Linked DNA regions of Mus musculus: regions 1, 2 and 4 are each linked to region 3. A link is a loop called in an ENCODE intact Hi-C map of the cell type or tissue named here. Cell type or tissue: left cerebral cortex. All regions are shown on one strand. Region 1 has its middle 260 kb from the start of Mir221. Region 2 has its middle 230 kb from the start of Dipk2b. Region 3 holds the start of Gm14636 (predicted gene 14636). Region 4 overlaps Gm14636 (predicted gene 14636).

Region 1 (8,000 bases), 350 kb before region 3:
TTAGTTTTTAAAAATATAACATCACGATAATAATTATCTACATTATTGGTTGTTAATAATATTAAATAAGGATACTTTGCAGCACTTAACAAATCACCTGGAAGACAGTAGTTGTCCAGTAAATATTTGTTGCTCATTTTACTATTTGTTGCAATTCAACTAAATTTTTATTCTTCAGATTTTTTTTTTATTTAGTGCATTAGTCACTTATATACAGGGATTTCCTGGTGACACTGATTTGCATTTATTTATTGAAGAGCCACTAGGTTTCAATCTATAGGTGAGATATACCATTTAATTCTGAACTTGGTGTAGCTGTGGGTTGTTTGTTTGTTTGTTTGTTTTTGTCAGTGCTGGAGATGGGACCCCAGATATTGAGTACAACAGAGAAGTGTTTTGTAACTGAACTACATCCCCAGACTGATGATGTAGCTATTATCTCATTGTTAATGATGTAGGAACTGAGGCTACAAAGATGCAATCACTGTTAGTCTACATGGCCACTCATAGGAGATTTTTCTGACCAACATACCAGTGTTCTTTCCAGCATTTTTTCCACCATCTCCTCACACACATGTCTTAGGCTCTCTAATTGAGCAATGTCAACCTACATTCTTTAATCATTTGCTATGCATGTGAGCAGATTCATACTTTCCACATGCTTCTTCAGGAAGTGATGGGGAATTCAGCTGGTGCCTCTCCCTCCCATCCATTGTCCTCTTCATCTCACATTTTATGCTTCAAAGGCCCAGCAATGCTTTCCTCCTACAGTTGAAAACCAGATAATTTCCTATTTGGGATTTTCAGAGAATAATAAAGTTAACAAAAACACAGGATTTTATCTATGAATATGATTTCTTACATCACCATCAAGCATAAATCCATGGATCTCACCTTTGTAGGCAGTGAATTTGGTTTAAAGACAGAGCATGGCCCCTTACCTTCAGAAATAAACAGAAGAGCTGTAGTGGGCTGATGGGTTTGAAGTTGCCTAGTTGAAGTGGCCTGTACATTATGCTGTACAGAGAGCTCTGCCTGCAAGTCAGGCCTGAATCTCCACCCAAGGACTCCTAAAGGGGAAAGACTCCTTGGGTATAGTGATGAACCTGTGGTCCTCTAGTACGTGATTCCAGATTGTTTTATCTTTGTAGTCATTCGACACTTTCTTAAACAGCTGCTGTCTAGAGTTGAAGTGCAAGTCTGGTATTGGTATTGTTAGTGTTGTCTCTGCCCTCCAGGTATGGCCTCCCCAGTTTTTGGGTGTGGTCTTCCACTAAATACTAACTCCTTTTGTCTCCCAAATTACATTAAAACTTGTGCTGGTGGGTTTTTTGTTTGTTTGTTTGTTTGTTTTACATCTGGCTTTGTGTTTGATGCTTGATAAATGAATCTTCCTGGAACTCTGAAGTATCAGTGAGTCTAGGTTCTTTTGTGGCTCTTCTTATGCTAATGGGGTGTTTTTAGAAACAAATCCTTAATCTGATAGATGGAGATTAAAAATCATGGGCACTGGTAAACATTCTGATACCTCTCAAAGTATACTATCTTGAATTATTTGATTTGTGATTTTTGCATAAACAGTTATATGCACATTTGAAAAAGATCCTGGAAAAGTGGTACAGTGTGGTGATTATGTTTACGGTTTGGGGAAGTAAAATGTACCAATTATAATTTGTGGTTTTCATTCTGTTCTGTCCTAGTGGGTCATGTCTGTGTATTGTATTTTATTTCTTTTATGATCCCCCAGACTAGACTCTTGTCAGAAAGGGAAACTTGGAACAGAGAGCTTGAAAGAGGGAGCAGACAATTGAAAAGAGGCTCCACTAGCCCATATTGGTTCTTGAACAGTTCTGTACAGCTGCATCAGTATGGGTCTTAGCTGTGGTTAACATTACTTCTGATCCTTAGATACTATGAATCTGCTTGCCTTCCCACTCCTCATTCTGTCCCAGTGACTAGCCTTCCTGAATGTTTGTGGCGGTGGAATGTGAGAAACAGATGCAATAGACCTTTTCTCCTTCCCATCATAGCGAATTTCCTTTGATAGATAAAAGACAATTCTGACTTTAGCAGTGGGTGGTTTTATAGTAGTATGTAGTCTTGCTTCTTCAAATAAATTCTGGTTTTAAAAGAGATCTTCACAATGAAACTAATATTGTATACAGGTATTCCCAGGAGTGACCCAACTTTGCTAGTATGACATATAGAAAGCACCACCTAGGAGCTGAGCAGTGATTATTCTGTGTGATTAAATAAACAGAAGTCGTGCCTTCTCAGGGCCCTTGATTTTGATGTTGCTTCACGAATGAACAGTGTTAAAGGTGGTGACCTGGGTGCAGGAAGAGGATAATGACATATCACAAACAGCAGAGTTGATCTGTCCTGAAGTCAAGGAGGAAGAGGTGGCAATGAGCCCTGATGTTTTTCAGAGAGGAAATATGTGACTTAGGTCCAGTATAGACCATCAGTTATGTATCAGGTGTTTGGCACATGACATCTGGGCCTTTATTTCTTGTCATCAGAATATTGTATACTCAAGAAGGAAGATAAGGCCAGACATGAAGCCCTGAGGGAGAGTATCAATGCATAGTAAAAAGAAAGGTTGAATGAAGACTTCAAGTTCATCCAGGTCTACCTTACTATATAGCAACTATGAGACCACAGGCCACACTTATAACCCCCGAACATTGCTTCACCTGAACAATAAGGATGTGAGTTCCTATTTGTAGGGATATGGAAAGAGTGCAGTGTGAGTTGTAGGCTGAGTCCTACACAGGAAGAGGCTGACAAGAGTATTTTGTGTGTTCTCTTGTAAGTGCTCACAGAGAAGACGAGGATGGAAGCAGCAGAAGCAAGTTAGGTACTGGAAAGGCTATAAAGAAAATAAAGTCTCAGCCTGACTGATCCTGCAGGTTTCCATGAGGGAGGGTGTGGTGGCCAGCATCAACTCTAAGCATTCTTATGTTGTCTGTGTTTGAGAAATGGCTCCAGGTTTGTCATGGGCTGCTAGAAAATAAAGGGATGTGATTTCTCTCTTTGTTAGGTTTGATGCTAACAAAGGTCCCCAGAGAAAGTAAAAAGAATAAGACAGTTATGAGGCCAAGAAATCATGACATCGACTGTGTTAGAAAAAAAATATTATTGTTGATCAAGGACATGCAACTGCACTCAGTCAGGGTCAAAATACTGGCTAACATCTGGAAACTTCCATAAGAGAGTACACTCCTAAACAAACTACAAGTGAGTTTGTATTGAAAGCCTGACCAACAGAAGAATATTAAGGTATGATAATCTAAGGGAAGCATAGGTGTTCCCCTTGACAAAGCATACTGCTCTACACAAGAGAGAGAATAGAAATACTGCCCAGTCCATACTCTCAGAAGCCTCTTTAGAATCACCTTTGCTGGACGGTATTTTTTTTCTAAGAAAGCTCACCTACCACAGACATAGGATTTTTAGAAGTTAAATTTGCAAGCTAGTTCTAGCAAAAGAAAGCTAACACTGGAAAGAGCAAGCAGGTGTTTCTCAGGGGACTAGCTTTGCTGCAAGTGATTCCCCAGAAGGTATTGGAGAAAAGAAATAATTCTACATCCCAAATTCTCAAAAATCAGAGGGAACTTGGTGTTGGGCAGTGGCTCTTGACCTGTGAGTTACAATTCCCTCGGAAATGTTGAATGATCCATTGACCTGGGTCTCCTAATACCGTCAGAAAACATAGATATTATGTTACAATTCAGTACAGTGGCAAAATTACAGTATAAAATAGCAATGAAATTAATTTTATGGTTAAGGGCCAACAAACAGGCAGACCTGTACTAAAGGGTTGCAGTATTAGAAAGGTTGAGAACCTCTGGTGGGTAACACAACAGTCTTCATGGGTAAAGACCTTGTTACAGTCATACATAAAGAAACAATGATCACTCGATGTTAGAGAAGGATGATGTCTTGTTACTTTTGTGATTGTTCAGTGGCTTTATTTTATTTTATTCCTTTTCCACTGTTTTGATGAGCTGAGAACATCATGGCCTTTCTGCCAGTAGGTCCATTTCTCACTTTCTCTACTTGTCAGCAGAAATGTATTTCATTTTCTCAATGGCACCCGCCCTTTTCCCTCATCAAAGTTTAAAAAACAGCCTTATTTTGTGGCTGTGCAAATTTTAAGGATATGCCAGTCCTTGTACCACATGGGATATGTCAGTCCTTGTACCACCTGGGATATGCTACCAAAACTCCATAGGAAGTGTTTTTAAATTTTAATAGCAAGACATTCTCTGACTTAAAAAGCTGTAGTCTTTCTTACCACAGATTCTGCACTTCTTTTGGGTTTTAGGAGGTATGCAGCCAAACTTGAAGCAGCTTCAGGCCCAGTGTTTGGGTCCACACCTTTACACCTGCTTTTCTCTTTTGGACACTCTTTTTTTTCCCTTCCTTCTTTTCTTTTCTTTTCCTTTCTTTTCTTTTCCTTTCTTTTCTTTTCTTTTCTTTTCTTTTCTTTTCTTTTCTTTTCTTTTCTTTTCTTTTCTTTTCCTGCTTCTCCTCCTCCTTGTCCTCCTTGTCCTCCTCGTCCTCCTCGTCCTTTCCTTGTCCTCCTCCTCCTCCTCCTCCTCCTCCTCCTCCTCCTCCTCCTCCTCCTCCCTCCTTTTCTTTCTAATGGGTGGTAATAGTTGGGGATTTTTGCAGGCAGACAGCAGGGGTCACCATGGAGCTGTGCATGGTGGAGAGGTCTCTTACAGTTGTTCTGAAATGGCACGGGGCTTAATTATGCGATTCAGATGTGTATTCCTTTTGCTCTGACTGTTTAAAACTTCACAGTATCATTTCAGTAATCAATAGATACAGTTGTTTGAAGGAAAGGAGAAAAGGTAGCTTCATACAGTGTTTTCAAAAAATCATGTCAAACCCTATGGAACTCTGAAAAAAAAGTGGTTACAAAATGTGTTTACTTAAATATTGTGAAATGAGGATGGAAATTCGAAGGGCAGGGTATTTGTCATCTACTCATGACTAGCAGATGGCCGCCTCCTCCTCCTCCTCCTCTGCAAGCCGAGTGACTCACATTGTACAGGGTGTGCAAAATGAAATTTCAAAACTCTACTGAGAAGAGGTGGCAGTGCCATAACTTGATGCTGGAGGAATGTGCCAGCCAGATGACTTTGCCAGCCAACATTTTGCCAAAGACTCAAACAAAATGTCTCTCACTGGAACGAGTTTGGATGTGTGTTCAGTCCATCATATCTGAAAGGATCAAGGATATGCTTCAGGTTGTGCGTGAGCCTGGGTGCATTTGAAAGGGAGGGTGGTCTGCTTTGCCAGACCAGATCTGGGTGGTAATCACTGCTAGCAAGGTGAGTCATGTCAGATGCACTCACCTGTTTTTGTTTGTCAGCCCGAGAATGGTGTCAGGTCTGCCTCCAGCCAACAACAGAACAAAGTCTGGGCTGTTATCAAAATCCTCCAATAAATGGGAGTCAAGTTTACAGATGATAATTTAAGTTCAAAGTTCTCTTTTTTTCTCTTTTGTTTAATAAAAAGAAACTTTGGCTCTGCTATGCTTAACCAAAACACTAGGTTGTGTTTTAGGTAATTATATTTGTTTAAAAATAGAGTCCTAGCCTGGTGGACAAATGCACATTTGACTTTTAGCTAGATTCTAACTTTCCTTCATGTGATAGTCACCAGGGGTGCTCCTAACCTCACATGTTCTAAATCTCCTGGTGTTTCCCCTTGGGTGAAGTCCCTTGTTCTGGTGGTAAAGAAAAGCCTTGCAGTTTATACCTGACTCTCTTTGACTACTTGCTCTGAAGGAAGCCAGTTGTCCTGTAAAAAGTCGGACTACCCCTAAACTACTGTCCTTTGTGGAAGCCACATGAAGAAGCTAGATGAAGAGGGAAATGCCTGAAAAACATTTAGCTGTTTCTCAGATCTTGGCAGATGAGACAGATGTGGCTAAAGAATCCATTTTGGATGTCTCACTCAGTTGAGTCTCCTAATGACTCCAGCTGCCATCAGAGTCTAACCACCTGGGAGAAACGAAGGACCACCTGGCTGTGCCCATTCAACCCACAGAATAATTGATCCTTAATATATTGTTTTTAGTCACTAGGCTTTGGGGACTTTAAAAAAAAACAATAGCAGATAATCTAAATATGAGGGGAAGGGAGGAAATAGCAGGCTAAAGAGGATCTCTCTCTCTCTCTCTCTCTCTCTCTCTCTCTCTCTCATGTAGGTATTAATGTTGAATGAAACAATTCACAATTGAATGTTTTCATCCTGGGTTTTCTTACCAATTCATGGCAGCCATTTCACTATAGCACTAGTGCAGCAAATTTCCCAGTAGAGTTCAGTTAAATCCCGTTTACCTGTCTGAATCATATTTCAGACATTGAGCACTTCCACAGGTCTCTCTGTTTCTGTGTATCTTGTAAGCAAAATAAGACTGTTTTTCTGTTCCAGGTTACATTTTCAAGAATAGCTGTGTAATGCAGTGTTTTGCGCCTGAGAAAAGGCTAGAAATGTTTGTTTTTCACTTTTAAAAGATCTATATTTTCCTAAATGTGCAGATGCTACCTGGCCATCTCCCCAGCACCTTATGAGAGCTCCTCCCCAGGAAACATTCTCTGATGTGCTTGCAACCTACTCTCTGATCCTTCCTGAAATTAATTACCGACCCAGGAGTCTTGTATCTTCTCCTACCACCCATGCAACCATATTCTGTTCAGTTATAAGTAGACTAAACTCACATATCTCAATTTTTTAGCACAGGAAGAATTCACTGTACCAAGTCAGCTTTTAAAGGTCTAGGAATTAAAATAATTACAAGATGCTAAGAACTATATTTCAAATGATAAGTAAAACCCCTCTGCCTTCATCTGAAATCCTAGATATTTGAAATATTCTCAGCATTTATAATTTAAAGTATGTATTTCTTTACTTAAAAGGTCATATATCTGAGGTATTGAAAAGTGTAGAATACATTAAACTTTAGCTATTTTTGATGAAAGGCAAAAACCATTGCTAGAAAAACTAATACTAGATTCCATGATTTTGTGTGTGTGTGTGTGTGTGTGTGTGTCAGTAACCATAACTACAACTATGTACAACTTCCAAAATCTGGTAAAGCCACTCCAGCCATGTTGAATTGCTGTAAATTGTGTATATGATTCAAGAGAACAATATTTTAAATAATTTGATAAGCTCATTTATTGACTTGACTTAGAGAATGGGAGGCAGTGAGTGAAAGAGGGTTCAGGGAATGAATAATGGTGGTGGGAAGAGAAGCCATAATCCTAACCCCATGGTTTGCAGATAGATGGAAATTGGGCTCAGTTTGCAGTGGGCCTTCTGCATTAATTCTGGCACAGACTTCTTCCTCAAAGATAAATACCAGTTTTGGAAGTAGGGGCTCTAGTGACTAAGAACATGGTATGTTATAATTTTATCTACTCTCCATAGGGCCCAATTTCTGCATTTTTAAGGCAGAGGTAGTCATAGCACATTTCCAAAGGCTGTTAGGAAAAAATCAATGAACCATGTATTTAAATTTCTTACTTTTTACATAGAAAGTGAGTAATAATTTTAGCAATAGACATTATTGAAAAATTTCTAGAATTAGGGTTTCAGGCACTTAATCAAATATACTTATTTTCTTCCATGGAGGCTTTGGTAACTTCTTTACATATTTGAAGGAGGTAAGACAGGGAGTACAGCCCATTCTAAAGGATTGAGTTAATACTGAGTAGGATCGATGTGTTAGAGAATCCTATTACTATAAAGCACTTTGCAAATACTGAGATTTTTGCAAAGATTTTGTCCTTTAATTATCAAACCCTTGTGTATTAAAAAGAAATTAACCATGTAAAAGTTTTGATCCATTCATACTTAATTAGTAAACATCTGGTGTTTTAGCAAGTATTTGATGTTCAAGCAGTTATTACATTCTTCCTTTCTAAGTTACTTTCTTCTTTATTATTTTGGAATTTTAGTTATGTGATAATCCATGT
Region 2 (8,000 bases), 550 kb before region 3:
GAGAGCGAGGAGAGAATATATGGGAAGATTTGGAGACAGAAAAATGGATGGAGAAATGATGTAACTATATTATAATCTCAAAAAATCATTTGAAAAGTTGCTTTAACAAAGCAACAATTTTCTGTTACAGTGTTCACCTTTACTTTTGGTTACTTTTAATTATGTTATGATTAATATAGTACTGCTTACCATGGCAATGCTATTTAAGACAAAGTGATTTTTTTACATTAAATTTATTTTAATTTATTTTCCATTTCAATATCCTTATAAAAATTTCAAATTAAATCTTTTAATTAAATCTTTTCTCTATTTCAATGGTAGGTGTATTTAATACATGCTTCTAAGGTCATCATGCCAGAAATGAAATATTAAATGTTTGGTTACTTCATACTTAAGAATGTCAATTTGAGAGATGAAAAATTTAATAAGTACACGGAGAACAAAATTTCTTAATGATCCAGCAGGCAGTAATTACTGTGGAATACTTGTGATTTGCTAGATTCTGTGCAAAAACTTCTTTGCATTTCATGTGGTTAGAGAATTCTAAAAATTTGAAATATTCTTTTGCAAACTTAAGCTGTTATAATCCCAAGACCTGTTTCCAATAGCAAACACAAAAGCTGCATGTATTTGTATTCAATGTGAAGAAAACTTATTTCTCAATTAAAGTTTTAGTCTTGGAAGCTCAAGGTTTTTTGGGGGGAGGGCATCTTAGAGTTTGATTAGGAAGAGCACTTTGGGCTACATCTGCTGACTTTTCTTTCATGCATACACCTTGCTTTGATAGCTCATCATGGTGGGGAAGACACAGTGACAGGGATGTGACAGCAATGGATGTAGGCAATTGCTTTTATCTAGAGCAGGCAAGCAGTGGCTTTTGCCCATATAGTCTTCTTCTTCCCTCCTTTTCATTACATCCAAGACTCCAGCCCAAGGAATGGTGCAACCCACATTCATGATGGGTTTTCTGGGATCTGTTAATCATCTCTAGAAATGTCCTAATAGACATCGCCAAAGATATGCCTAACTAATGCCCTCTTGGTGTTTTCCTAATCAAGTCAAAGAAAATCAGCCATTGCAACCCTGAAGCATGTAGCTTTATACAACAGAGGTTGCATCTCTTGGATCTACTGCTTCAACAACAGGCAGAATGAAAAAGCAAGACAATGAAGACTAAGAGCAGTTATGTTGAAACTGAGGTTATGAAGTTGGGATTTTGAGGACTGAAAATTATGAAGAAACTGTTCATGAATTCTATCTGACTTGAAATATCTCTGTTCTGCAGTTCCCAGTGTGGAGGATAAGTTCCCACTGGAAACTGCCTTCCAAGAGGCAGCCATTATAGGGACCACTCTTCCTCTTTCATTGTCTTGCTTGCTCCCTTTCTGTTGTGAATAGCCCTGGGGCTAATTGTACTTGATGTTAATTCTATTCTCCTGTGAGGGGTTGCAAACAAGGAATAAGTCAGCACTCAGGTGATTTCCTGTAAACCTTCCCACCTCAATTTATAAATAAAGGCTAGAGTCAGTGATTGGGCAGAGAAAGAGGGGAAGATGGAGCTGAAGGTTTTGGGAGAGAAAGAGAGAGAGGACGATGGAGGAGGAGGAAGAAGGAAAAGGGAGCAAAAGCACTTGGCCTGGAGAAACCACAAGTTCTAAGGGGTCTCTTATATAGGGAAGATGGTAGTGTAGCGGTAGATCTGCCCAATCTCGGCACACAGCATGCATTCATATTATTTGGATTGTGTTTTCATTGCCCGGGCTTATTTGGGTTGGAGATTTACCATAACACCTTTCCTCATTCCTGCTTCTAAAAGTCACTCCTAAATAGATCACCATGCTCTATTTGCTTAAATTTACCAACAGGTTACCAATATTTTTCATATCTTTAAATACTGTGAGCTTTTTAAATGTTCAATTTTCTTTTCAAGGAATTTCTTTATAAGCAAAACAAAAGTTTAGACTATCTATCTATCTATCTATCTATCTATCTACCTATATATCTATCATCTTTCATCTATCTTTGTATCATGCTGGAGATGGAGCCCAAGGCCTTGTACATACTATACAAGGACTTTAACACTGAGTTACACGCTAGTTCTTTAAATGGAATTGTTAAAATTACACATCACTTTGGTCCCAATAAATGAATATTTTAAAATATTATTTCAAAATCAAAATGCAAATGAGATGATTTCTTGATTTAAGTGTAAGAATTCTCTTTTTTAAAATTATCCATCTGCCTTTTTCCCTGGCTTTCAAAGATTGGGCTGACTCCCAGGCTGTATTTTATTCTCGTTTTTTCTGAATGGCTTCCCCACTGTTCTAGGGGACAGGCTATTACTCTTGTATTTTTCTTTGTGGGAACAGAGTTCCCTGTGGTGTGCTGAGAATTGCTGTTTAGTTGATGGTATTTTCACTTCTGCCTGGGTCTTGCTTTATAGGGCAGAGCTGAAAATTACCCCTCAGCTTGAAGTCATCAGTTTAAGAATTTGATATTTCTAGAAATATAATTTCCAAATGCCACTTTCTCCTTCTTTTTGCTCAAGTCTTCTTTCTGCATTTCTACTTTATTGGTTAAAGTTTGATAGTTTGCAGCAAACTCTAATGTTAAAACTTTCTATTATTTGGAAATGTTCATTTGATTACATGTTTGAGGTTGTTCTTACTCTCTATAAATCTAGGATTTTTATACTGCTTCTGGCGTGCCTTTTTGTTCAATAAGATTTATCACAGATTTCTAGGCTTACTATAGATGCTCTTCAACATATATGAATGTGGAGTTCTAAAGGTAAGAGAATAGAGCTTCAGAACTATGTAATCCAGAGTATAGCCAGGAAGAAAGGAATTATAACAGGTTGTTTATTTGAGGAAATACATAGATATATTAGAGTCCAAAGAGCAATGTAATTAAGCACCATTGGGATATAGTGGGGTTTTTAGTTGATCCAGGTGTGTGCTGCCACAAAGCATGCCCCACACACATGTTGAAGGGCTGAGTCCTAATCTATATTCTGGTTGACCCATTGGAAGGAGGCTATTATGAAAGGTCACAAAGAGGACTTTAAGTGGGTGGTTTCAGGTTTGTATCTTCCTTTGGAACCCAGCTATCCAAATACTGTGGCTTCTGAAAACCGTTTGCCAAAACTGGGAGAAATATCTCAGGGTATACCTTAAGCTATGTATCATTTGCTACCATGCTATTGTTAACTGACTTCAAATTTTTGTTTAGGAGAATGCCATCAAATGCAGAGGAATTCACTATGTGTACTCAAGCCAAAATTGCTGTTCTGTAGTCAGAATTTTTACTATGAACAAGAAAACACAGCAAATATAAGTCAACTGTGCTAGGCAGCAAAATTCTTCATTATGCTATAGTTATGCCTTTCTAACTGCGGAGACACAGAGAGAAACAGAATGTACCTCAAGATGGAGCCCTTGAACCACAAAGTTTTGAAGCAATCTGTAAACTACCCAGATGCATGTGACATTTGTGTAGGTCAAAGAAGTTTGGCTGTGGGAAAGTAAAAAGTGGGAAGAAGCTATATTACCTCCCTTCAAATCTTTCACTGGAGCCAGGCAAAGCAAAAGTGGGGGAAGATGTGGAAGTTTTCAGACTCAGGTCTCATCTGCTTTTTGTTTTAAAGGATCAAATCAGTGAGGTAAGAACTTTCTGTTGATAAATAATTTGTTGATTTTTCTAATAAAATATGCATTTCCTTCTTTGAAAACCCATCTTGCACTTTAGATGTACAGCTTGAAGTTTTAGTAATGTTCTTTGAGCCCTAGCAAGTTCTCTTTTTCATTGTGTGAAAGGAACTAAAGCACAAGGAAGAATCAAGTATAAGCCAATATGATCCTGGGAAGGTGTACCCCAGAAAGATAATGGAGAGGAAGGAAGATCTTTTCATATAGTAGAGAGAGCTGGGGTCTCAGCATCATGTAGTGGAGAGAGCTGGGGTCTCAGCATCTGTTATGCTGAGGACAGAATCCTGCCTCTGCCTGCTTCCTAGGTATTCCTTGTTCCCTAAACTAGTAGCTATTCCAGTCCCCTAAGAATCAGAAAAAAATACATGAAAGTGCCTCATGCTTGTGCTTACTACCAGTCCTTTGAAGGGTCACTGTTAGGGTAGCCATTTATACATGTTCGGGATGCACATAGAATGAGGCATTATATTTGTGGAGGTGTTGTGTACACTACTAACATGTGAAACATGAATATAAGTGAGCTGCAGAACAACAGATAAATGTTACCTCCTTTCATGATGGCCCATGGGGCCATGTGCTTATCAGGGCCAGCATGTGGGCAGACATGTCCTTGTTTACATGATTGTTCTGTGCCATGACTTCATCTCACTTACTGTCCTCCAAGTAGTTACCCTATACTAGAAGATCTCCAGCAGCCTGTGTGGACATAGGAAGTTAGGAGTCTTGGATAACAATTTGAGATGTGCAATCATTTGGTCTAATTCTTCCAAGGCTTTTTGTGCTTCGAGCATTTTTTTTTCTCAGACAGTAGAGCTCCTCCCAATATCCTCAGTCATCCTTCCCTCTTCGATAGGTGAGTCATGCCTACCTAAAGGGTCACATTTCTCTGGCAGGCTATGTAAGATTGCTTGCCACATTATGGGTGTTTTAGTTAGGAGTTTGCTGCTGTGAACAGATACTATGACCAAGGGAATGCTTATAAGGACAGCATTTAATTGGGGCTGGCTTACAGGTTCAGAAATTCAGTCCTGTATCATCAAGGCAGGAGGATGACAGTGTCCAGAAAGGCATGGTACAGGAGGAGTTGTGCCTTCTACATCTTCATCTGAAGGCTTCTAGGAAAAAACTAGCTCACATGTGATTATGGGGAGGGTCTTTTTGCCCACCCTACAGTGACACACTTCCTTCAACAAGGCCACACCCACTTCAACAAGGCCACATCTCCAAATATTGCCACTCCTCAGGCCAAGCCTATTCAAACAACCACAAAAAGTAATATCACAATCTATCATATCACATCATATGTATCATAGACTTTCTTTGGGTGATGTTCTGTATGTAACTCCTTACATTTAGGAACGTCAGTGGATGCTCACAGTCAACTATTGGATGGTTCCCCAATGGAGGAGCTAGAGAAAGTATCCAAGGAGCTAAAGAGATCTGCAACCCTGTAGGTGCAACAACATTATGAACTAACCAGTACCCCGGAGCTCTTGACTCTAGCTGCATATGTATCAAAAGATGGCCTAGTCGGCCATCACTGGAAAGAGAGGCCCATTGGACTTGCAAACTTTATATGCCCCAGTACAGGGGAACGCCAGGGCCAAGAAGTGGGAGTGGGTGGGTAGGGGAGTGGGGGGGGAGGGTGTGGGGGACTTTTGGGATAGCATTGGAAATGTGATTGAGGAAAATACGTAAAAAAAAAAAAACGTTTTTATGTTTTCATTCTATTTGTCATCTCCTTTTATCAACTGCACACCACACCCTGATACCCCAAGCCTATCTTGACTTTTTTCCCTTTCTAGCTAAGAATTCTTCCGATCCTTCTCTTTCCTTTATCTTTACTTTCACTAACAGTTTTTCATTATTCTTGTCACTTTCTACCCTCCCCCCTTTATACCTTCCTTCCCATCAAGAATTTCTTTCCTTTACTTCTGTTCCTTCTTTCCCACTGCTATTAGTGTCCCTCCTTCTATTTTCATTTATTAACCTGTTCCATTTTATTCATTAGCACTGGATCACAGAGTTCCAGAAGATGGAAGGTCATATAGTAGTGCAGATGTCAAAGCCTCTTAGGCTAAAATCAGTTCTTTAACTGTCCATTCACTCTGAATAACAGAGTCTATAGTAGTGGCCACCATGGATTTAGATCTGTAGACAGTGAATAAATTCTCAGGATGGACCATGTAGAGACTGCCATATCCAGGGATCCACCCCATAATCAGCATCCAAACGCTGACACCATTGCATATACTAGCAAGATTTTATCGAAAGGACCCAGATGTAGCTGTCTCTTGTGAGACTATGCCGGGGCCTAGCAAACACAGAAGTGGATGCTCACAGTCAGCTAATGGATGGATCACAGGGCTCCCAATGGAGGAGCTAGAGAAAGTACCCAAGGAGCTAAAGGGATCTGCAACCCTATAGGTGGAACAACATTATGAACTAACCAGTACCCCGGAGCTCTTGACTCTAGCTGCATATGTATCAAAAGATGGCCTAGTCGGCCATCACTGGAAAGAGAGGCCCATTGGACACGCAAACTTTATATGCCCCAGTACAGGGGAACGCCAGGGCCAAAAAGGGGGAGTGGGTGGGTAGGGGAGTGGGGGTGGGTGGGTATGGGGGACTTTTGGTATAGCATTGGAAATGTAAATGAGCTAAATACCTAATAAAAATGGAAAAAAAAATTCTCTCTGCAGCTGGAACTGTAAATATAGACTGCCCAGTCTGGTTCATGACTCATCTGCTCTTGAAATTACAAAGGCAGGAAGATCACAGAGTGTCTTCAAGGCTAGTCTAATGGCCTTCACATTTTTTGAAGGCCACCATCTCCTCTGAGAATCAACTGAAACTCTTAGACCATTTTCTCAGAAAAATGCCATTCCCTTGAAGATTTGCTTGAAGTATTTGTGATGGTTTCTGTAAAATGCTTCTGTAGACATTCAGGTTGCCTTGACTACCTAATTGTAGCAGAGCAAAATAGCTCTTGGCTTGCTTGTACAGATAGATACTCAAGGTCTTTATATGGTTTCACTTTTGAAAACCCTTCCCTCACTCCTCCTTTCAGCACAAAATCAAGATTTGCTCAGAGATTGTTGTCCTGCTAGCAGTAATCAATACATCTTTTAATTATAATTGTATTGAGCCTATGGTCTGGATCAGGAACTCCATAACAATGTTAAGGAGTACACAGATATCCTGCAACATATTCATGGGTTTTCTAAAAGTTCTTCAGTTGAAAGTCAGACAGTATAAGTTCAAATTCCAAAGAAGGGTCTGTTTTCCTGACAATTGGTGTCACAAGCTGGAAGACTGAGAAATATGGCAGAGCTCTGCTGATAATTTTCTAGATCCAGTGCACACTGGTTAATTATACCAATCTTAAGCTTTCGCTGCTCTCTGTAAACAGGGACATCGCTTTTTAAGGTTTCTCCTTTCTTGACCTAGCTATTTTTACTGCAGAATCTCTGAGGTACAACTTCATCCAGAAAATGTTCAACCAGAGAGCTGTAGCTTTCCACAACTTCCTCTTTAGTCAGCTTGGTCATATCCTTCATTCAAACCTTCTGACTCAGTGTGGCTATTGCCACACGAAAACTGAATACAAGAGAGAAGGATCCCACTTACTCAACTTTGGAAATCATTTTTTTCTTGAAGTCTGACCTCTGGGTTTAATCAATGTGACCTTATGAATTAACTTGTGTATTATTTTAAGCATGTTCCTTATGTTTTATTTGTATCCTTAATGGAAATTTAGTGCTTCTTAATTAATTAGTCTCCTTCTTCTTGATGCCCATTAGGTCTTCCAAGTTTACACACAAAATCAGATTTTCAAGAGCAATTTACATTTCTCTCTCTTTTGTTAGGTGTTGCTTGAAATGGCCTTTCTTCAATGACTTCAATTAACAGGTACTAAAAGCAATCTTTGTGTGAAATTTAGCTCTAATCAGAAGGAAGCTAAAGAGAGCAGTATCAAACATTGGCTATGTCTAGATTGTGTTTTCCAGTCAGGGCAGGGAACTATTGGGACTAGGATAAAGCAGGGAATAAGAGTGACACAGGCAGGTGGGAATTCACAGGCTCAATTGATTATTAATCCTTTTGCCAGGAGAGTTGTGATGTGCCAAGTTCAAAAGGTCTTAATTAGGGTTTTACTGCTGTGAGCAGACCCATGACCAAGGTAAATATTATAAAGGACAACATTTAATTGGGGCTGGCTTATAGGTTCAGAGGTTCAGTCCATTATCATCAAGGTGGGAGCATAGCAGAATCTATGCAGGCATAGTGCAG
Region 3 (8,000 bases):
TGCTGGTAAACCTGGCATTCAGGAAACTAAGGCAGAAGAATTGGCTGAAGTTAGAAGCCAGCTCAGGACTATACCACCAGTCTTTGTTTCAAGAAATAAAATTTTAAAATAAAAAGAACTCTGAAGTAGGCAAAGATTTTCTAGGTAGAACAAAAAGGCAATAACCATAAAAGAAAAAAAGAAAAAAAGTAAGTGAACTTTATTAAAAATATCAAAAGACATGTTAAGAATAAAAAGACAAACCACAGGTTGGAAGAAAAAGGGTGGGTTGGTTTTGGTTTTGTTTTATGTCTAAAACAGGGTCTCACTAGTGGCTCAGGCTGTACTTGAACTAACAATATTCCAATCAACATCTCCTGAGTGATAGGATTGCAGGTGACTACAACCAAACCCAGAAATACTAATACATATACACTGACAAAGGACTCACATGAAAACTAATATATTTCTAACAATAAAATAAGGGGTTTCAAAAGTGAGTAAATAGTTGGACATGGTGCTTCATGACATCAATTTTAGCACTTGAGAGCCTAGGGCAAGAAAATCACCAGTTGGACAGTTGGAGGCCAACCTGAGCTATATACCAAGTGCAGGGCCAGCCTGTGCGACTGCCTTAAAAACAAAACAAAACAACAACAAAAAAAAAAGGAGCAAAAGATTTGGACAGCACTCAAAAAGGATATAAAAATGTCAATGGTATCTTTACCATTCAGCATGACCACTCAACAAGAATGGATTTTAAACTCACAAGGATCACCTCACAGTAATCAGAATGGGTACTACTCAGTAGAGGGTTGCGGGACAGAAATGAACAAGTTTTGGTCAGGCTGTAGAGAAATCAGAACCTTCATGCTACTGTCAGTAGTGTAAAATGGGTCTAAAGCACAGCACAAACCGTATAGCAGTTCCTTAAAAAAATAAAAATAAATTCTTCCAGACACTCTACCTTGTCTCTCTGTCTCTGTCTCTCTGTGTGCGTATGTGTGCATGTATGTGTGTGTATTGAAAATAGAGTCTTAAGGAGAATATCTGTACCTTTATGTGTATGGCAGCATTATTCACATCAGCCAAAAGATGGCACTAGTCAAGAGTCTGTGGACAAGTAAATGGGTATTATTTTACATACACACACAGAATATAAAAGTTCCAATGTGGGCAGACTTTGAAGCAGCATTCTAACTGAAATAAGATGACAATAACCCAGATCACTTTAAGATTCTACTCACGAAGTGCCTACAGTGGTAAATTCATAGAAACTAGCATGTTGGTTACTATATTAGCAAGGGGGTATAAGGTATTTTATTTTATCAGAGCTTTGGTTTTCTTGTGAATAGTAGAAATACATATGTAACAATGTGAACAAACCGAATGTTAGTAACTATATACAAGAAAATAGGTTAAATAATAATTTGCATGTATATATATTTTTAACCAGAATTTTAAAGTATGTATTTTTAAACCTACAAAAATATAACTGTGCTCTCATCAAACATAAGTAAAAATCAAATAAAAATTATGTGTGACTACAGCTTCCTGCTTGGAAATAGCTCAAGCATTATAGACCAGCCTTAGCAATAAAGAATACAGAGAGAGCATGTCTAAAAAAAAAAGTATCACTTAAAATGTAGAGAGGAACCAGAATTTTTACATGGCACTAGTAGAATTTTAGTTGGTATTACTACTTTGGAAAACTTTTGGCAACATCTACTGAAGATCAATCTCTGAGTATTACATTCTATCCTATGTTTATGTCGGGAGAACTGAGTAGAAATGTGCACCAAAGGAAACAAGCAAGAACGTTCAAAGATGTTTCATTCATTTTAGCCAAATCCTGGATACTACCCAAAGATGTAACAAAAAACAAGTAAATTATTACTCAATTTATTCAAGGGATCAACTAATTGCCTGTGAAACAAGACATACACCAGAGAGTTCCTATTGTATGATATTATTGATATAGATCTTAAAAGCAGATCAAAGCAGTAGATTGAGTTTTATTATTGTTTAATGGCAATTTAGTTTACCTTCATGATGGAATCAAGATGAATAGTGAATCGATTGGGCATGAACTCTTCTTAAGTGCTGGAAAGGTACTAGGCTTGATCTGTCCCAGGCTGAATAGAAACAGGAAACATTAAATGAGCAGTATACTTTGGATTACTTCACTTTGTCCTTTTACTACATGTTTGCTATTTCTCAAAGGTAAATTATTTGTAAAACATCTCAGGCCTTTCAATCAGGAGTCTCTGATTCAAAAGCCAACAAAGTGTAACCTTAATTTTTTTTTTAAACCTTCTTTAGGTTTGGACCCTATTCTACTAGGACTTCCCAGTTTCCTAATATACCTGTTTCCTGTTCCCTTTCCTAAAAGCACTCTTTACCTAGTGGGTCTTTTTAGAATTACCTGGTTTTCTTTGATCTAGTCTATACTTGGAATGTATACTTTGTGTTTGCTTTCCACTGGGGAAATGTCCGATTTAACAATGTTTCCTTTTTCAGTTTTTGGGGTTTTTTTTTGGGGGGGGGGTTGAGACAAGGCTTCCCTGGTAGCCGTACCTGTCCTGGAACTTGCTCTATAGACCAAGCCTGCCTTTGACTCCCAAGTGCTGGAAGTAAAGGGTGTGCTACCACGCCCTGCCCTGGTGCTTTGTTTAGTTTAGTTTTGTTTAGTTTAGTTTTGTTTTGTTTTGAGACAGGGTTTCAGTGCATACCACAGATTTCACCTGCTACTGCTTCCTGAGAGTTAGGATTAAAATCATACGCCACTATGACAGTCATGGCCTTTTTAATTTTCAAAAACATCACAGAATTTTATTTTAGATTCCCATTAGCTCATGGCCACCTTCCCCCAACTAGAAAAGCATAATGTCAAAAATCACAATATAAGACTGGAGATGGTCAGGGTTAGAGCATTTACCTGGTATGTATTCAAGGCCCTGAGTTCCATTCCTAGCAGCACCCCACGCCCAGAAAATATGTGTGTGTTTGTGTGTGTGTGTGTGTGTGTGTGAGAGAGAGAGACAGACAGACAGAGACAGAGAGACAGAGACAGAGACAGAGACAGACAGAGACAAAAAGAGTCTATATATTATAAAGTGTTATCAAACTTTGGAGTGGTTCATAACTATGTCAAGTTAGGTCCTGCTACCTACCCTCAAAAAGCCAGTTAAAAGAGCCAAATTAAATGTGGGAAGCAAAAAGGGCAAATGTATCTAATGTAGCCACAATGGGAACAAGGACAAGGAGACTCACTATCTCCCAAGCCAGTCAAGGTCCTAATGCAAAATCAAAGTTTAAATATAGGTCCAAGGATTTACCTATCTAAGCAGTCTTGATCAAGGTATGGTCGCACCTACCAATGACCCATCATGATCTGGACTGAAAGGTGTTCTGACAAGTTGCTATAACTGTGTGAAATCTCTTTTGCAGAGATAATCTCCCCCTCTGGCTGATGGCTTTTTCTTCTTCTCAGGGAAATGTCCATTTCTTCAGGGTCCATTCTTTCAATAGTCTCACAATCAGATTGAGACACACATTGTCTCTTTGGAATATCTTGAATTCTGCAGTCAGGTTACAGTGTTCTCACACTCCAGTATTTGATAAATGTATGGCATCCTTCTCATACCTATACTTTCTCCCCGCTATCTACCTATGTAAGAAGAGAAACGTTCATTCTTTTTATAAAGGGATATTTTATTGCCTAACTGTAAGCAGTCAGTTAGCACATGTAACAACAGCTTTTACTTCGGAAAAGAAAAGAAAGAAAAAAAAAAAAAGGTAATGTCTTCTCCATCTCCCCTGGCTCCTTCCATTAGTAATGATGTGGATATTAAAGAGATTCATATGCAAAATCTTACACTGTAATAATAATCAGAGACAAATCCTTCTGCTCTTACAATTTTGCAAACTTGATTGCCTTTGCATTGCATATAACATGCCTGTATTTTAGTCAAAGGGGTGAATTGCTGGGCTGAAAAAGCAGCCAGATAATAATTGCAAAGCAATGAGAAGGTTCTAAACACAGAGAGGCTAGTGTGAAAAAAAACTGCGTGGGCCAAGCTAAGTGGTGGAGTGCTTGCCTAGCACGCACAAAGCCCCAGCATAAACCAGGAGAGGTACACACATATAATGTCAGCACTAGGGAGGCAGAGGTAGAGAGTGTGAAGTACAAAGAAGCTTTGTGACGTAGCCATATTCTGATCAATGTGATATAGAATTAACAGCAGTAGTTCTAATATTGGCTCAACATGACAAGTCAGAAATGTAATTAAAAAAAAGTGTGGAGCAGCTGGCAGATAAACGTTTTAAAAAGAAATGATCAGATCACTCTTTAAAATACACCATTTGGATACAATGGAAAAACAACACCTCTTTTAGAATAGTAAACTGGAATGATCTGGCATGCTGCATATTTTTATTTAAATGCACTATCTGAAATAGATAATTAGTCTTACATTCTCCTCTGAGAGAACCTTGAAATATGTTTCACTTCAAAAAAGTCTATAGAAATATCAAAATATTTAGCATAAAAGAAAATGGGTTAGCACTATTGAAATGAAATAATTATAAAGCCAGATAGATGAATTGTCCTACATACCTGTGGTTTTTTGGATTCCTACGTTTGCTTACTCATATACATTCAACTCTTAATTTTTCTGAAACCACTTCTTTAGAAGCTTTCGGCTTCAACACTGCCACCTGTAGACATAAACAAGAAATAAATCCTGTATTATTCATCAGCAATGCATCTTTCCTGGGCATCTAATAGAGAAAATGGAAGGGAAAGTGAAAAAATATTTGCTCCAAAAGAGCCAAGTGTTCTTTCTCTCAAAGCAACATACCTAAGTCATCTCCTCCCACAACGGTTTAATAAAGAAGTTGCTTAGAAACTGAAATGTTCCTATGTCCCAGGTCATCAACCAAATGGCCTTCTCCCCAGTTCATTGAGAGAGAGAGAGAGAGAGAGAGAGAGAGAGAGAGAGAGAGAGCATTCAGGAAGGTTGAGAAGGGAAATGACCAAATATTTGAGACCATCCTGGGCTATCGGGTTCCAAGCTAGCCTAGGAATAAACCGAAAATCAAAAAAAAAAAAAAAAAAAAAAAAAAAGAGGGAGAGTAGGGAGATGGGGTTGAAAGGGAGAGATCAAGGGAGGAGAAGAAGAAGAAGGGGAGGGGGAGAGAGAGAGAGAGAGAGAGAGAGCACATGCCAGCATAACTTAACAGCCATTTCAAGACCTACCTTTTAAAATTACAAAACAGCTTGCCCTGTATGATAATCTGGGGATAAAGAATTCCATAAATTAACCAGATAAAAAGAGATAACGGACCCAAGCTAGGGTTATTACATCAAAAGGTCATAAGATGCCTATTTAAAAACTATAATTCCAGTCTGAACAGAGCTTCGTTCTATCTAAATCGATGTTTGGTGGGTTGTCTTCATCATAGTGCTCTGGCCCTTATTTGACTACAAATCCTAAAAGATCTTCTCTACATCCTATTGATTAAAATCCCCTTCTCATAAGCAATCACCAAAATCCAAGCAACCATAAGATAAAAGAAGGATTTGAGTCGGAGAGAAAGATAAAGACAAACCTTGGAATCCTGGAGTTAATTGAAAATAAGAGGGAGCACCTTGCCCAACAGCTGCGTTGCAGAGCTGGGCTTCATCTGATCACCACAGTCTTCCCAAGACAAGTGGCCTTAAGCCAAAGAAACTAGAAGCACTTCCCGTGCCCACCGCTTGTAGACAGCAAAAGACCCCAACCAAACCAGCCTGGCTTGCTACTTCGCCAAGCCCATGCTTTTTTACCTACACCAGAGACGCACCCCACTTACCCATAATTTACTTTAAAGCCTGAAAGCTTGTTTTGTTTATAGAAGCTACGCAAATCCTGGAAACTCAAGTCTCCTTGGGACACTCGCCTCCTCCTTTCTAGGACCTGTACCTGCACACACACACACACACACACACACACACACACACACACACACACACACACACACGACCAAAACCTTCTCCCTTTACTTCCCAATCCCGGACGTGCGCTGAGCCATCTCAAAGACCTTTTTGAGTACCTGCCAAGGACCAATACTGCTCCCACATGCCTCCAAGAAGCCCTCGTGCAAAAGTGCACGAGCTCCCAAGGCTTGTGTGCGCGGCCAGCCCTCTGAGGGAAGTTCTGCACACCCCAAATCCCAGCCCCCACCCTAGCTCGGACAGCAGGAGGGAGCCCCCGGGTGTGGCTTGGCGCTGGCACACAATACTCTAGCAACTCTAGCTTTCCCCGCACGCCCTGGCCAACCTTGCCACTAGTTTCTCCTCACACAGTCCCTCTGGTTCAAGCCTGCCAGGAGCAGGAGCGTCCTCGTGGCTGTTGGATGGGAATCAGGAAGATTGGAAAGACAGGCAACTACCACCCAGATCGCTAGTGGGTCGCAGTCTCCAGAAGCCGCATGGGTGTTCACGTCCTTCCGAAGGAGACGAAGTGAGGACAACCCCAAAGACCAGAAGGAGCGAATCCTACAGGAGGTAGTCCTCCCGCACCTCTCCTCCACCTAGCCTGAGCGACCTTCCAAGCCTGCACCCTACGGCGCCCAGAACACTCCTCTGGCAATGGGACCTGGCCAGCTCTCGTCCGGGTTGGCCATAGCAGCCCTGCTTCCCAGGCCGCGGCAACCCCAGAAGCGGGTAGTGCGCCACTGTTGCTGGGGGGCGGGGGGCGGGTGGTGGACCTACCTGAACCTGGAGTGCACCCTCCGGTGCCCTGTCTCCAGCAGCTGGAGAAGGCAATGATGAATTGGTTGCGGTACCCCACACGTGGCCTCACTTCCTCAGAGAAGTGGACAGAGCTCCCTAGTGCTAGAGGTCCTTCACCTAGCTCTTGCACACAGGTTCTGTTACTGGGTCCGCACTCGCCCAACCCGAGCCTTCATCCCCGCCCCTTTCCCGCCACCCGCGCAGCACTGTTCTGCGCTCCGCCCCCGCCCGCCCGCCCGCCCATCGCTGCGGGGACTGGCTCTGAGCTGCCTAGCCTGAGCCTGGCGGTGCAGTTCCGGGGTTCCAGGTCCAGGAAGACTCCGGGCGGCCCTGGGATAGCCCGGACTCCTGCCCTCCTAACCCTCCAGTACTCATCCAGACTCCTAGGCCTTGGGCACTGCATGCTCTGCCCTGTTCTTCCGCAGGCTCTTCACTCCCAGCCAGGCACCTTCCACCACCAGTTGGGTTACTGCCTCATGCTTTGTGGGAAGCTGGGCCCGAGTAGGTCGTGCAGCGGGATTGAGGGGTGGGGATTGGGGGGTTGGGAATCAAGTAAAGAGGAGTAGAATGAGCCTGTGAGAAGAGGCAAAGAAATAACCCTGCCAACTGCCCGGGGAAAGATACAAGTTGCAGCCTGCTTCATGTTTCTGTTACATTAACTACCTGGATATGCTGCCGTCCTTATAGCCCCATAACCCCAGTAATGTTCAGAGGAAATCTAACGATTTCCATACTAATTGATTTGGGGATCCTGCGCTCGCTCTCTCTCACTCTCTCTCTCTCTCTCTCTCTCTCTGTGTGTGTGTGTGTGTGTGTGTGTGTATACATGTGTGCGTGCGATGGCAGAAGACAACAGGCTCTCTCTTTTTATTTTAAAGTTGCATTTCTTATATGTATTACATATGCCACGTTTCTCATTTAAAAAAAAAACCAAAATATAAATAACAGAACAACTATGTTTTACAGAAACAGAACCAATGTATATGTGTTATTTAAACCCACTGTAATTGTATTAATTGGCTTGATTTAAAGTATATATTTGAAGTATTCTTAAACAGGCTCAGAATTTTGAAATTAGCAACCCCAGAGATTTCCTCTTTAGTTATAAAATATCTGTTTCATGGAGATTACTAAATGCCATTATATAGGAAAAGTAATTCTTTTCTTCCAGGTTAATTGTATGTTTAGATCTGGCAAAGCACGGATTGTTTTTAAAGCCAAGAAAAACTAAGATTCCCACTAA
Region 4 (8,000 bases), 70 kb before region 3:
TGTGTATTTAAGTATTGACATGCCCGGGTCTGTAAGATGTTACACTTTCTACAACAGAATTGAGATGATCACTACTGAAACTTTTGGCTTCAGCCAACTTTTACTCTGCCTTTGGACCCAAATTACTCCCATCTGTTCTGCCAACAGCCTATTTGGATTCAGATTTTGTTTCTACAACAGACAAGTGGCCCAAAGTAAGTCCCTCTGTTTCTCTGTGCTTTAGGACTCTTATCTATGAAATAGACACAAAACAATAGTACCAACAGCTTGATATGAGGATCCCACAGATCAATGTCATTTGACTACCTACAATAGCAGCTACCCAAAACACACTAAATGTACAATGAATGGTAGTCAATTTTTTTCTTTTTTCTTTTTTGTTATTTTAGTTAATCTGCTATGCCAACAGTCATATACATTTTACCACAAACACATAGACCTGGAACTAAGCTGAAAGTGTTTGCAGAATACAAGTGACTAGAGAACCATTACTCCAGGTTCCCTAATGTACTTTTTATGCAGGTCCAAGTATAAGGTGACATAACTCACTATCCAGGCTCTGTGATTTAGAGAAACTAACAGACTCATTCGACTACCAAGGGGCAAAGTAAACTGAAAACACAAGCACACTTGTTCCACAAGCCTGGGCCTCTTACAAAATAAATAGTTCAGATTTGGAGATGATTTTGTATGCAGGTATTCAGAACTATGAATGCAAGCAGCAAAGCATGGCTACCCATTTTCTTAGTTAAGAACTCTAGTGTTTTGTGTGTGTGTGTGTTGTGGGGGGTACCAATGGATTATCTTTTTTAAAAAAATATTTTATCCATTTTTAAAAATGTTGAAAGCAGAAAAATCTCAATAACATTAAAAGCAAGGTCAAAGTCTCGAGAAGAACACATAGTTACTTCAGGAAATCAATTTTTTTTTTCATGGAAATAAGGGGATATGCTTTAAAATGAAACCTTAGCCTGGCCTTCATTAGAGACATTTCCACCCTGTACCTCAGAAGAGCTACATTTTACATATAGAGTTATCACTATATTTAGATTAATATTTTAAAGTGATTTTAAACAAAATAGGTGCTACTTAGAATAGCTATTTACAATAGCCAAGAAAAGCAAATGTTTTGACTCTTATGCTGACTTACAAAGCTATCAAATTCAACTTTTGTATGCATCAAATGTGTTCCTTCAGAAAAACTAAAGGAAATGAGCAGTAGGAGTGTATTTACATAACATAGTTTACAGTTAACAGCACGTGTACTATGCTTTATATCTTAAATTTGCCTAAATACTTTAGAGTGTATAATAAATGTATAGTAAATGGGGAGTAAGTAAGAGAAGAAGTTACAGCTTAGAACCCTAAGAAGCTGAGCTAGCAGATGCTAAGATTAAATTACTGACATTTTAAATATATAGTCTGTATAGCAATTGTTTTATATTGATCTTTTTTTTTTTTCAAAAAAATCAGGGTAGTTTACTAGATAAGTATAAGACATTTTAGATGAAATATATGTTCTAATTCAGCTACTCATCTTTGAAAGTAGTTAACAAAATGGAATTACTTTGCATACCCTCTTTAACTCTTATTCTTCCTGATATCAAGAAAATAAATGGAATAAATGATATATACAGTAACTACATTCAAAACTGGTTAGGTCTTTTCATCTGAATAAAAACACCTATCCTCCAAATTTCGACCATGTAACCTAAACAGTTTGTTTAGGAGAAATAAGTTTTCAAAACTATTACTACAAAAAAAAAAAGTATGTAACAGTAAAAAAAAAAATAGTCACCAACATTTTTTCTTGTCAATAGCATTTTGAAATGAACATAAGGAAATTAAGTTGAAGACAGAGATCAAAATATAGATCCAGAAATCTTTAAGTGTGTTCAAGGCCAACAATAACAGAAGTGGTTGACTAAAATGGCAAGCAAGGACATAAACTGCACAACATGCCAACAGGAAGTAACTGCTGAATCACTAAGCAGGGAAGGAGGATCAGGGACATAAACTGGGAAGTTTAGAAAGAACTTATTTTTAATGATTAGAAACATAGGGACAAGAGAGCCATCTTATACATCTTTTCTTTTCTTTTTTTGAGAAGCATGGTTAGAAGTCTCCTTTTCTAGATTCAATAATGCAGTTCAATTTCCTGGGCTGCCTGGTTTCCCAAAGGCACTTACTGTGCCCAGCATGACTCCTGTGTCAAAGTGTCACTCCCTCTAAGGTGTCCCTTTCTCCCTTAACAGCATAGACCTGTCTGGGTATAAAGTTCCAGAAAATAAATATGAAAGGACTTTTTGTAATTGTATACAAAAATTACTTTGGAGTTGAAAACAAAATGTTATTTCTTTTGTCTTAATTTTTCTCAATTAATAAAGCCAGGTTGACTCATCAAGAAGGAGCTTGGATCCCTGAAACTCCCATAGTCCATTCCACCACAAACCTGTGAACAAACATTTCACACAGAGGAGGAATGGACCCTGTTAATGACCAGAGTGGTGATATCACTATCACCTTCGCATGACACTAGGCATAGGGTAAGCAGGAATGCAGAAAGCAGTTGACACACCCCTTTGACTCAGCCTAGTTTCAGTGCTTGCAAATCCTGGCTCCATTATTTCCTTCCTATGTCATTTTGGGCAATTAGTTTCACTTCTCTGTGTACTGCTTTCTCTACAGTAAAAAGAAGTAACAATCATACTGGGTTTACAGTTAGTACATGTAAAGCATTATATATTAAGACCTATGTCCTGGGTAACTATCAGGAATTGGTTGGCACTGAAATAGATGTCAGGGATATATTTAGAAAAATATCTAACACATATCATGAGTTCAATGAATGTTAATTCAAGAGTCAAAAAGCCTTATCTGGCACTCCAACACTCATGCTATTATAAATGTTTATAAGGAGGGTGATTATTTAATATACATACATACATATATACATACATACATACATACATACATACATACATACATAACTCTAGGGAGAGTTGGTGCTGTATTCCAGAATCAAGTACATGAATATTTCTCTGATAAAATGTATAGGCTTAGTGAGCTAAATAAAGACTGCAAGTGGACTCATTTAAGCTCAGGTCAGAACTTTCCATCATTTTGTGACATGAACATTTTTCTAACTTTTCAGAATCATTTGGACTTTAGAAGAATTGCCAGGTTTCTACTTATGAAGTAAGGAATAACTTCAACTGAAATCTTTTTTTCACTAATTCTCAAGGTACAAGTGACAAAATAAATTGCTAAAACCATTGTGAAATAGAAAATACCTTCAGGCATGGAAAATGCAAGCGTGCATACTTAATCTATGGTACATATTAGTCTAAACATTTTCTTGCTCTGATACGGTGTTTCCTAGGTTATCAGCCTGCCAATTCATTCCATAAACACCTCTTAGTCTCTTTTTAAAGAATGTTAAAAGTAATTTTTGAATGTAAGATAAAATGCTTAGGGCTTATGACTGCTTAATACACTCCTATTTATTCCATAGGAAAAAGAAGACAAAACTAGGAAATGGCAAATGAACAGTTGTTTGGAAAGCATGTGTCTCATAAGAACACCGAAGCCTCTGTAGTTGTTCTTAGGGGGAGCGGGGATAGAAATAAATGCTATAGCAAACTGGTAAGCCATTCTGCTACTACCAAAGGAATTCTCTCCACATTGCATTTGAAGGAAATATTTGCAGCTCTTCAAGAGCCTACAATAATTGGTTCAAGATGTTCTTCTCATGGCTGGTCAGCCCCGGATAAACGGTGTGCAGAGCCTTGTGGAAGCTGAGCTGACGTTTACTCATTACTCCATATGTTGGTACTTATCTCTCCCAATTTTTCACATACTAATTTTGTACTAAAGTATGGCTTCCTTCAAGGCCTATGCTTCCCACTTCCATGGTGATCCTGTATACAAAAGCAAGTCAAGAAGACCTGAAAAATGGAGATCATTATAATTCTTCATGGTTTACCCATTCTTGTTATCCTTCTACTCAATGACACTGTAGCAGGAGATCTGAATGCCATTTATGAACTGAATCCTTAAAGCTACATTTCAATGCCTAACTACTCGGTTGCCAGAGAACTACATTCCAAGTCTTATCTGGGTTCTAACAAATAGCTGTTGTTGATTTAAGACCCACCTTCAAAGTAAGCTTAGACACACACCTACACACACACACACACACACACACACACACACACACACACACACATCAAATTTTGAAGGTGTACAGTACACTTATCAAATACTGGGTAGAAATGATTGAGATATGTCTCTCAAATGGCTTCCTTTCACTTTGTTGTTTTGAAAATCCACAAAGACCAAACATGCCAAAATAGCAATGCCTTTAGTAACTCTGGGAGATAATTCATAGCAATGCTTTTAGATGTACATTTAAAAATAAGAAACTCAGAACAAAGAATGACAAACTAAATTTTAAAGATGAAGTTTTTCTGGGACTCACTTTTTAGCATTTACTATTTCAATTTATATTATATCCTATTTTTAATCACTCAAGGCAGTGGCTTCTAAATGTTGAAGAACATCTGAAATTTTTATATAGTCTTTTTCCTATCCTGCATGTATTTAGCTCAATATTAAATTACCGTGTTTTTTATCCAAGCATTTAGATGAAATACAGAGGTGAAAATAATTATTAGTTACTGAAGATACACTAACAGCAGGATAAAAATCAGCTAAAATTACTATCATGCTTTCTCAAAATTTTTCTGTCTCCTTCTCAAACCTATAAATTTATGTGTGTCAGGAGGGCACACCTTAATTAAGCCAAATGACATGTGACATTCGCCCAAATTTGCAGCTAGATCTGCATGTCACAGCCATGCTTGTCTTTTCATTGAAACTGAAGTCTTGGGAGCTATTAGCCTAAGAAAAATGATCTTCAAACCCTTAAAGCGTGTGCGTTAAGGGGGCACAATTTACAGATTCCAACATACTCATCTTTCTCTTCCCATCTGCAGCCCACTCAACTAACAGAAACCTGCAGCTTTGTTATCCTGCTATGGTGTTCCTTTTTTAAGCTGGAAATTTTATGATTCCAAAAGGAACAGAGTGGGAGCCAGAAGTCAAGAATGTACATTTAACTTTTAATTTAGTTGGGGCTACTTAAAGCAAAATAAATAATATTACATCCTTTATAACTCAAAGCCTAATTCTGTTCATGTCATAATTGCATGTTTATACTCATAAATGGAGATTGCCCAGAATACCTATATAATTACTGACACTTAAAATATTTCCATCTAACTCTTTGTAAGTATATATCACATGATTAGTTCTACTGACCAAAAAGAAACAGACAAAAATCAAGCAGCCACCTACTATCCTAATATGCTTGCTGGGCACAACCTTTATGCAATCATATTTCAGAGAAGTCAAACATTCACACTAATATAAAACTGCTATCTCGGTGTCTTTTGGAACACAGATAGTCACAGCTTTACTGTCTTTTTCTGGAATAGGAGCAGCTCAGATTCAAAACAAGAAAACTGAATTTCAGGTTTCAGAGAAAGAAAGACAGGCAGACACACGGGTAGCACACCATTAAGAGTTAGTTGCTCATTACCATCTTAAAAAAGTTATGAACTGTATGGAAATCAGCACCCTTTTGCTTTATCAAAACAAGAACAGAACTGTAATCAAACAGAACAATCTTAAAATCATGACATGAATACAAAACAAATTCTATGACCACCATAATCTGCCATTCACAATCAGATTTTTTTGGTACACTGCTTCTACTTTCATTTTGTAAAGATCTAGATAAAATCTGACACAATGGGGAAGCAAAGGAACCGACTAATTCTGAAAGTATTTCTTCACATTTCGACTCGCTACTCAGACTGAATGCAAATCTCTATCCATGGAAAGTTAGTGTAGCAACTCAAGCAAACAGCCCATTTGGATTTCATGCTTTGCCCCACTGAAAAGGAAACCATGTTCAAAAAGTAAGATCTAGTTCTATTACATATGTTTGGCTAAACTAGTAACTCACATCTCATTTTGTTAATTACCTGGTAACGTCTCAGCTTTTATGTTATATGGTGGGGCTGCCTGCTTTTAAAATCCTATATATATATATATATTTTGCAATTCTCCCACACACCATATGATATCTATTAGGGACAATGCCACTTTTCACTTACCGATTCTGGATAACGCAGTGTTTCCTGGTGACAGAAAGCTGAAGCTTCCATTTGCTGAAACTCCCTCTTCTCAGCTTGGTAAATCTGATTATAAAACGGCTTTGTTCTGATCGCACAAGGCACTTTTTTCCCACAAAAGTTTGCTAACGAGTTATCTGCATTTCATTCCTGTGACAAAATGAATCAGACAAAAGGGAAAAAGGGGACAGGGAATAAGTCCACACAAGTTCTTGGCACACATTTTCAGCTACATTTTTCTCAGTTTAATCAGTAAGCTGCATTAAAGTAACAGTTACCAGTTCAGGAAGCCAGAGTTTGATCAAATCAGCTACAAACAATCTTGCACTGCTGTGTAGACCCCCACGACTGCAGCCACTTGGTCATCTATCACACAGAGGAATCATTGGACAGTCCCCACCCCCATCTTGCTCCTGATGAGCAGTAGCCAGCGGGAGAGTGGAGAGTGGACAGTCGCCTAACACGGGACTTTTTTTTATAGGGAACTGACAATTAGCTGCTGACCAATCACAACCAACACCTAGTACCTAAGTCACATGACAGGGCAGTCCCTATGCCTGTAGAATTTCTGAATTACTGGGGTTATACAAAGGACACTCATTCAGGAAAAGGGGGGTGGTGGTCATAAGCCGAAACAGAAAATACCCCGGCTGCGACAACTCAAGCTTTAAAACAAGTAACACCCTAGCCTCACCCAGACAAAGAAGGAGCTGAAACCCAGCCAAGATGGGAATCAGAAGAATGTCTGGCATGTATTAAAAAATAATGCCAAAGCAGAGGCTGAGTTTAGAAACTCAGTTCAACTATAAATGAACTGCTCATCCCGCTTCTGACGGTCTCCCCGGCAATTGCCCATCCTAAGCTCCGTTCTGTACAGCTCCACAGAGGCTTGCCGATGGGAGAGGTGTATAAGCTTCTCTTCCCTCCCAGCAAAGGGCCCCAAGAGACAATTCCTAAGTCAAACACATTTCTTTTAAAGACAACTATACAAATTAAGCAAATTTAACCATCCTTGGGACAAATCTTTATGCTAACTACAAATCATGTCCCCATCTATTTTCATTTGTTCATATAAAGAACACTTTTGCTACGTAAACAAGCCCACTTCATGAAGTAGCTGCCAATTTATTTTAACACCCCCAATTTTTCTTTTTTTGGTTGTAAGCCTAGTCTTAATGGCTGAGCCATCTCTCCAGCCCTCAATTTTTCTTAAATAACACTTATGCCTCAGAAAACACACACACACACACACACACACACACACACACACACACACACACACACACAAACACCCTTATCATTTCTTAATTCTCTGAAAATGGTACTTACAAATGTTCCTTGTTTGGATCTATTTATTCTCCCCCTTTACCGACATCTAAAGTCAAAACACAGGCTCAATCTCTTCTTTCCAAACCAGACACCCAATTTTTCTCAGGCAAAGCTGTGATAACTCTTTCTCCAAGGCAAGCCCAGAGCACTGTGCTTCTTGCCATTCCCAATTTATGGAAGGAAGCATATGTCAAACAAACCAGGTGATGACTCACACTACCTCCCCTGGCCAAATTTTCCCCAGAATGGGAGGGTAGTGTAAGTACAGCCCATTTGGATGTGACTCAGTTTTATTAGACTGGTGGTTGTAGTTGATTTGACAAGCTCCTTTTTTTTTTTTTTGTTTCTTTTCTAGCTCATGCATTTAAGGATCAGAATGCATGTTCTAATAGGTTTCAAAGCATTCAGTCAGGTAAACAAGAAAGCTCCAAGATTATATTTTAAGCCTCAGTAGTGTTTCAGAACCATATG

The links. Hi-C counts contacts between places; a loop is a spot of excess contacts. Peaks named below come from ENCODE experiments on the same cell type or tissue, not always from the same donor. Only the 100,000 strongest peaks of a DNase experiment are listed, where the experiment ranks them.
Region 1: it touches region 3 in a loop (8-fold over the local background); 3 of 42 quality-filtered maps call a loop at or near these places.
Region 2: it touches region 3 in a loop (4-fold over the local background); 3 of 42 quality-filtered maps call a loop at or near these places.
Region 4: a loop joins it to region 3, with 2.6 times the contacts of the local background. A loop is called at or near these places in 2 of 42 quality-filtered maps.

What each region holds. Positions count from the first base shown.
Region 1 is chrX:18,877,575-18,885,574 of GRCm38, forward strand. No RefSeq gene overlaps it. Among named protein-coding and RNA genes, the nearest start is that of Mir221, 260 kb to the right of the region's middle. In left cerebral cortex, a CTCF peak has its summit at 4,693 (motif pointing right); DNase peaks (open chromatin) are centred at 4,742 and 5,068.
Region 2 is chrX:18,683,982-18,691,981 of GRCm38, forward strand. No RefSeq gene overlaps it. Among named protein-coding and RNA genes, the nearest start is that of Dipk2b, 230 kb to the left of the region's middle. In left cerebral cortex, a CTCF peak has its summit at 3,425 (motif pointing right); a DNase peak (open chromatin) is centred at 3,443.
Region 3 is chrX:19,230,955-19,238,954 of GRCm38, forward strand. Gm14636 (predicted gene 14636) reads right to left here and starts at 6,896. Exons shown (of 5, transcript NR_168020.1): 1 at 6,737-6,896; 2 at 4,598-4,698; 3 at 2,025-2,114. It overlaps Gm41892 (a long non-coding RNA gene), which reads left to right and starts at 5,892. Exons shown (of 2, transcript XR_878080.2): 1 at 5,892-6,529. In left cerebral cortex, CTCF peaks have their summits at 1,072 (motif pointing right) and 4,690; DNase peaks (open chromatin) are centred at 1,073, 2,799, 3,435, 4,075 and 5 more places; H3K4me3 peaks cover 4,113 bases; H3K27ac peaks cover 1,880 bases.
Region 4 is chrX:19,160,593-19,168,592 of GRCm38, forward strand. Gm14636 (predicted gene 14636) reads right to left here. Exons shown (of 5, transcript NR_168020.1): 4 at 6,183-6,350. Among named protein-coding and RNA genes, the nearest start is that of Mir222, 18 kb to the left of the region's middle. In left cerebral cortex, no CTCF peak of the experiment used is centred here; DNase peaks (open chromatin) are centred at 52, 3,906, 4,976, 6,243 and 3 more places; H3K4me3 peaks cover 2,503 bases; H3K27ac peaks cover 2,699 bases.